Linked DNA regions of Homo sapiens: region 1 is linked to region 2. Evidence: read pairs that join two places in POLR2A ChIA-PET (ENCODE). Cell type or tissue: HCT116. All regions are shown on one strand.

Evidence for each region. Peaks named below come from ENCODE experiments on the same cell type or tissue, not always from the same donor. Only the 100,000 strongest peaks of a DNase experiment are listed, where the experiment ranks them.
Region 1: POLR2A ChIA-PET joins it to region 2 with 15 read pairs; 19 of 35 experiments call an interaction of 5 or more read pairs at or near these places.

Annotation. Positions count from the first base shown.
Region 1 is chr10:110,507,978-110,510,477 of GRCh38, reverse strand. It overlaps DUSP5 (dual specificity phosphatase 5), which reads right to left. Exons shown (of 4, transcript NM_004419.4): 4 at 1-458. The coding sequence ends at 52. Among named protein-coding and RNA genes, the nearest start is that of DUSP5, 11 kb to the right of the region's middle. In HCT116, no CTCF peak of the experiment used is centred here; no DNase peak of the experiment used is centred here.
Region 2 is chr10:110,353,029-110,355,528 of GRCh38, reverse strand. No RefSeq gene overlaps it. Among named protein-coding and RNA genes, the nearest start is that of SMNDC1, 49 kb to the right of the region's middle. RefSeq lists enhancers at 12-61, 892-981. In HCT116, a CTCF peak has its summit at 1,036 (motif pointing left); DNase peaks (open chromatin) are centred at 1,038 and 1,958; H3K4me3 peaks cover 1,500 bases; H3K27ac peaks cover 701 bases.

The DNA.
Region 1 (2,500 bases), 150 kb before region 2:
AACAAAAATCACAGTTGCTCTTGGGGCTGGGCCGATTCCTCCATCCCAGTTTTAGCAGGATGTGGCCGTTGCCACAGGGCTTCTGCTGAGCTCTGAGACTGTTGAGTGGGTAGGCACCGGTGCCAGCACCGAGGCAGGGAATGTGCAGTAGGCACCCTGCATGTCAGGGCTCAGTGTCTGCAAATGGCCTATCAGTGAAGAGCCTGCTGCCTCCCCTTGGCAGGAGGGAGGCTGGGGGTTGGGCGTGGAGGGCAGGATCTCAGATTCGTACTGCAGGAGCTGGCCCATGAAGCCAAAGTTGGGCGAGACCATGCTCCTCCTCTGCTTGATGTAATCGAAGGCCTCCTTCAGGCGGAACTGCTTGGTCTTCATAAGGTAAGCCATGCAGATGGTGGGTGAACGGGAGATCCCAGCCTCACAGTGGACCAGGACCTTGCCTCCCTTTTCCCTGACACAGTCTGGAAGGAAGAAAAGATGGTGGGAGTGAGTTGGGATTAGAATCTAAGGGCAATGGCAAAACACAAGAATCAAACACTGGAGTAACCTAGATATGAAACTGTTGTGCCTGCCTAAGAGCCACGGCCCTACACTACACTTCTGCCAGTCTTTAATCCCCACTGGTGAGGATAGAGCTTTTGGGGTCCCAGCAAAGACTATCCCCAAGTAGGACCTTTACAGTTTACAGCAGCTATTGTCACAAGAGACATAAGCACACAGAAGCTTTACAGTTCCCAAGATACTTGCAGATTCTGCCTCTGGAGGCGATGGACCTGGAGCAGTCCCTTCCTGGGGATGCCATCTTAACCTAGGTTCCACTGATGGTTCCAAGAGGGCATTGGAAAATCCTTGAAATTGTGCACATTTTTATTGGGCACATACATTTTTCTAAGGAGAGCATCCCAGGCTCAAAGACTGACTTGGAGAAGCAACTCTTGTCTCTCCAGGTCTGATTCTAAGGGTAACAACCTAACCCCGATCCTGGTAGAGGCCTTCCGGTCTCTCCGGGCACCCTGTCTGGCTGTGCCAGGGCAGGATGCTTGGCTCAGCTCCCAGGGTTCTCACCACCAAACACACAATAAATAGCGCATGGCCACTAATTATAGCCCTGGCTAAGTGACGCCTACTAGACGGAGGATATAAATGGCTTTCACAAATTCCATCTTGCTCAACAATGGGAGTCGCTGCTATAAAGCTACCACCATCAGTTAGCATTCTTTAGCTCAATATGACAAAAAGGGGAGGATGCCTCCCTTCCTGTTCTACCTCCCAGCCCCCTGCCCCCAGAAAACCAGCTACAACTATTAAAAATGGGAAGGGGTGAAAGGTTAAAGATACGTACACATCAAATCCACAAAAAATACAGTCTTTCCAATTCCCTCTCTTGCTAGTGAGGAAACAATTACATCACAGGAAGTTAGATGTAGCTGGCACTACGCAGGCTACAATACGCAAAAACATTTACGATTTTGAAGGGCCAAAAGAAAAAGTCATTCCCCTTACCACCCTCCACTTCCCTGCCCCAAGGTCAAAGTATGCAAATCAATCTGCAAGATCTAAAAGATAAAATTTCTGAGGCATCAGGGAGGAATCCTAGAGTTTCCCCATCTGAACAAAAACCCCACAGCATACCCCAAAGCAGTTCAATAGGGGTGTCCTCCAATTCAGTCTGACTCAAAAGAAACAACAAAACAGTCTCTTTAAATTAGTTCAAAGGGGAGACCCCCAAGTCCCTAGAATTACAGAGTCGGGCTCCTATCTCCCTTCGCTCCTCTGTTGGCCTCCTTCAAAGTTTAGCTTTTAACTGGCCTAGTGCCACATCCAAGAATGCAAAGGGTCCAGAGTGTATTGCCTCTGGAGCCCACTCGACACCTCGGAGCCTGCCTTCCACATGGCCCTCTTCCCTTGGAAGGGGTCAGCATATATTCAGCACATGGCTCACTGGGGAGACCCAGTCTCTCCTTCCATTAGCAGGGCAAGCAATCGGAGAAAAAGCATCCTGTGCTTTCAAACTGCTGTGGGTTTGTGGATTGTGCGTACACAGACACAATACACACACAGGATGGGGAGGGAGGGTTCTGAGAACTGGATGGGGGCGTGTTTCATGACCTCATGAAGTAGCTACCCAGGTAATTAAATAACAGGCTGAGAAGGGCAAGGCATTCCCAGGGACAGGGAGAACAAGTCAAGGGTTTCCCACCCTGAACCCATCATTTGGCTGCCTTTCAAGCTCCAAAGGAATCATTTCAGCCCAGAGGCTCAGGGGACAAGCAGGACAGGCTCGGCCTTTTGCCTCTGATGAGTTTCTCGTCAGGGTTTCCTGGGGAGCAGAAATTGTGTGGTGAACAGAGGGCCACTATGTGGCTCAAGGGGGACCTTTAATTGCTATCTGCACTAAGTAATTATTGCTGTGCTAACACCTGCCTTTCCTCCTCCAACATCCCTTGGAACAAGAGACAGGAAAATCACGCGTCAGTTTCAACAACTACGTATGTTAAAGAGG
Region 2 (2,500 bases):
AGACAGGAAAAAAAGACTCCCACAACATGTGAGTATAAATGCAATAAGAAACATAAAGGAGAGAGAGAGAAAGCAAGAGAAGTTGTAAGCAAATAATATGCAAAGCTCCTGAGAAAGAACTTGGGCTGCTCTGTTTGGTAGCTGGAGACCTGGGGCCTGGGGAAATCCCAGAAAAAGTCAAATCTGATTGGGCCCTAGCTGAGGCCCTGTCCTCTCGCTTCGCTCTCTCCCTTCCTACCCACCTTGGTTTGGGGTCCGCTTGGTGCCCCAAGCTGTGTGCTTTGCAGGTGTGACTGCTTCTTCCTGCACAGCTTCTCCCTCCCCCAGCCTCAGCATCCCCCCCGCCCCGCGACCCCAAAGCTGCACAGCTGTCTGGATGCTTCCTCTGAGCCCCAACAAACTTAGATCTCCTGGTACCACCCCCCCCCCCTTGGCACCTGGCTCTTCTTTTTCATGGCATATAGAATCACTTACAGTTTTGTATTTATTTGTTTCAGGTCCATGTGCTTCTGTGAGACCTTAAGCTCTGTGTGAGCAGGGCCTAGGTCCTTGGTGCCTTTGGCCTGGCATGTGGAGGCTGTCTCCCATCCCTTGCTGATTTAAACAAATGGTGGCATCTGGAGGTTTGGATCAGGGCATAGGAATAAATGCCCGCTGGGCCACTCATTCCTGAAATCCTGTCCAGGCCTGAGTGCAACTGGGAGCTTGCTTAAGCCTTTAGCCTGTAGGCACAAACGGTAGATGAGCAGGTGGTCAGTGCAGTGAATGGGCCCAGATCCTCAGAGCGGAGCCACCAGCCAAGCAGGCGCAGACCTCCAGGGCTCCTCTGTGTATCTTTAAAGTGGGTTCTGGATGCTCCCTCCTTTTCTCAAGAGCCTGTCTCTGAGTTGTGAGGCTCCCTCAAATTCCCAGTTGGCTGGCTCACCAGCGGTCATGCCAGGGGCTGTCAGCCAAGGTCGTGAGTAGATGGCTGAGATGGGCATCCTCTGAGGGCTGCACACATCAGTAATGAGGAAGAAGCTCTGAAACAGCGCCCTCTCCTGTCCGCTGGACTCGCCTCCAGATAATGGAGCTGTCTTGAGGGAACAGCCTGTCGTTCATACTCCGTATTTTCCCTTTCATTCCATTTAGTGTAGGGTAGAGTGTATTCTTTTTCTTTTTTTCAACTTGACACCCATGACTCCGTGACAGATCGCCATCTGTCATGTGTGTGTGACTACCTCCCTACTAAGGGCCAGGGAGCCCTGATCAAGTATTCTTTCTTCTTCCTCTGTTTCTTCTCAGTGTTGGGTTGCTGGGGTGGGGAGGGGAAGGATTTATGTGATAAAGAAGCCTGAGGTACAACCTCAGTTGTACCTCAGTTTCTCTCCTCCCAGGCTTGCTGCCCGGGGAGCAGGGGCTGTAGAAGGAGAGCACTGTTACCAACTGTAGCCAAATTCACCTTAACAGTTTCTCACCCCGCCCTTGTCTCATCCACCCCCCCAGCAACTAGGAGCCAGATCTGACCACAGATACCCAGGGATGGGCGGGGGGGCCAGGGCCAGGTGAGTTCATCCCAGCAGGTGGGTGCCTGCTCCAGCCTGCCCCTTGCTTCCTCTGAAACACACTGCAGCAGAGCAGCCTCCTTCCCTCTCCCAACCTTAGATGAAATAATCAGTATGAAATTTTCTGTCTCCTGACAAGATGCCACATACTTAATTTTCTTGCACCAATCACCTCTGCAGGAAGATAGGAAATAAACTATGATAGGATAATTACACAGCTGAATACAACTGACTGGTGCTCTTGGGGGTGAGGTTGGGGGAGGGGGAGGGTACACCCAGCATTCTCATCCTCTCTAGTTAATCACGATGTGGCTTTCAGCAGAGCCACAGCCTCAGTAGAAGCGAGACGTCCTCATGGCTAAGTGACGAGTCTCTCAGCGTCATGACAGTGCCCAGCAGCCTCCCTCCCTGCCTTACTCAACGCTGACTATGCCTTAGATCACTGCATCGTGGCTTCAGCACTTTGTCTATGTTCCGGAAAAGCCTTTGCTCTGTCATAGCTTCCCTGACCTCCCAAGGCCAGTGCATCAAAACAGTCACCATCCTGAGAATAACGTTTCTGCTCCCAGGTGAGCGGCAGGCATCACACATCAGGGTGTCTGGGGCTGTCAGGAAAATGGTAAGGAAATATGCACGTGGAAAGAAACAGCTGGCACTTTTTACAGAATCTAGCACTGGGTGTTTATTGCGGCAGAGCTCCATACATTCTTGTTGAATGAATTGATGAATACCCAGGGTTCCTAAGGATATGAGCTGCTAAACTGGGGGGACTCTGCACACAGTCTCTGGCATGGATTGCCCAGCATCGAACCTTGGCTCTGCCCCTTGCTAGCTGTGTGAGCTCCAGCATACTTCTTGATCTCTCTGTGTGCCTACTTCCTCACCTCTAAAATGGGGATGATAATAATAATAATTAATAATTAAGCATTGTTATGTGTAAAGCACTTAAAATACTT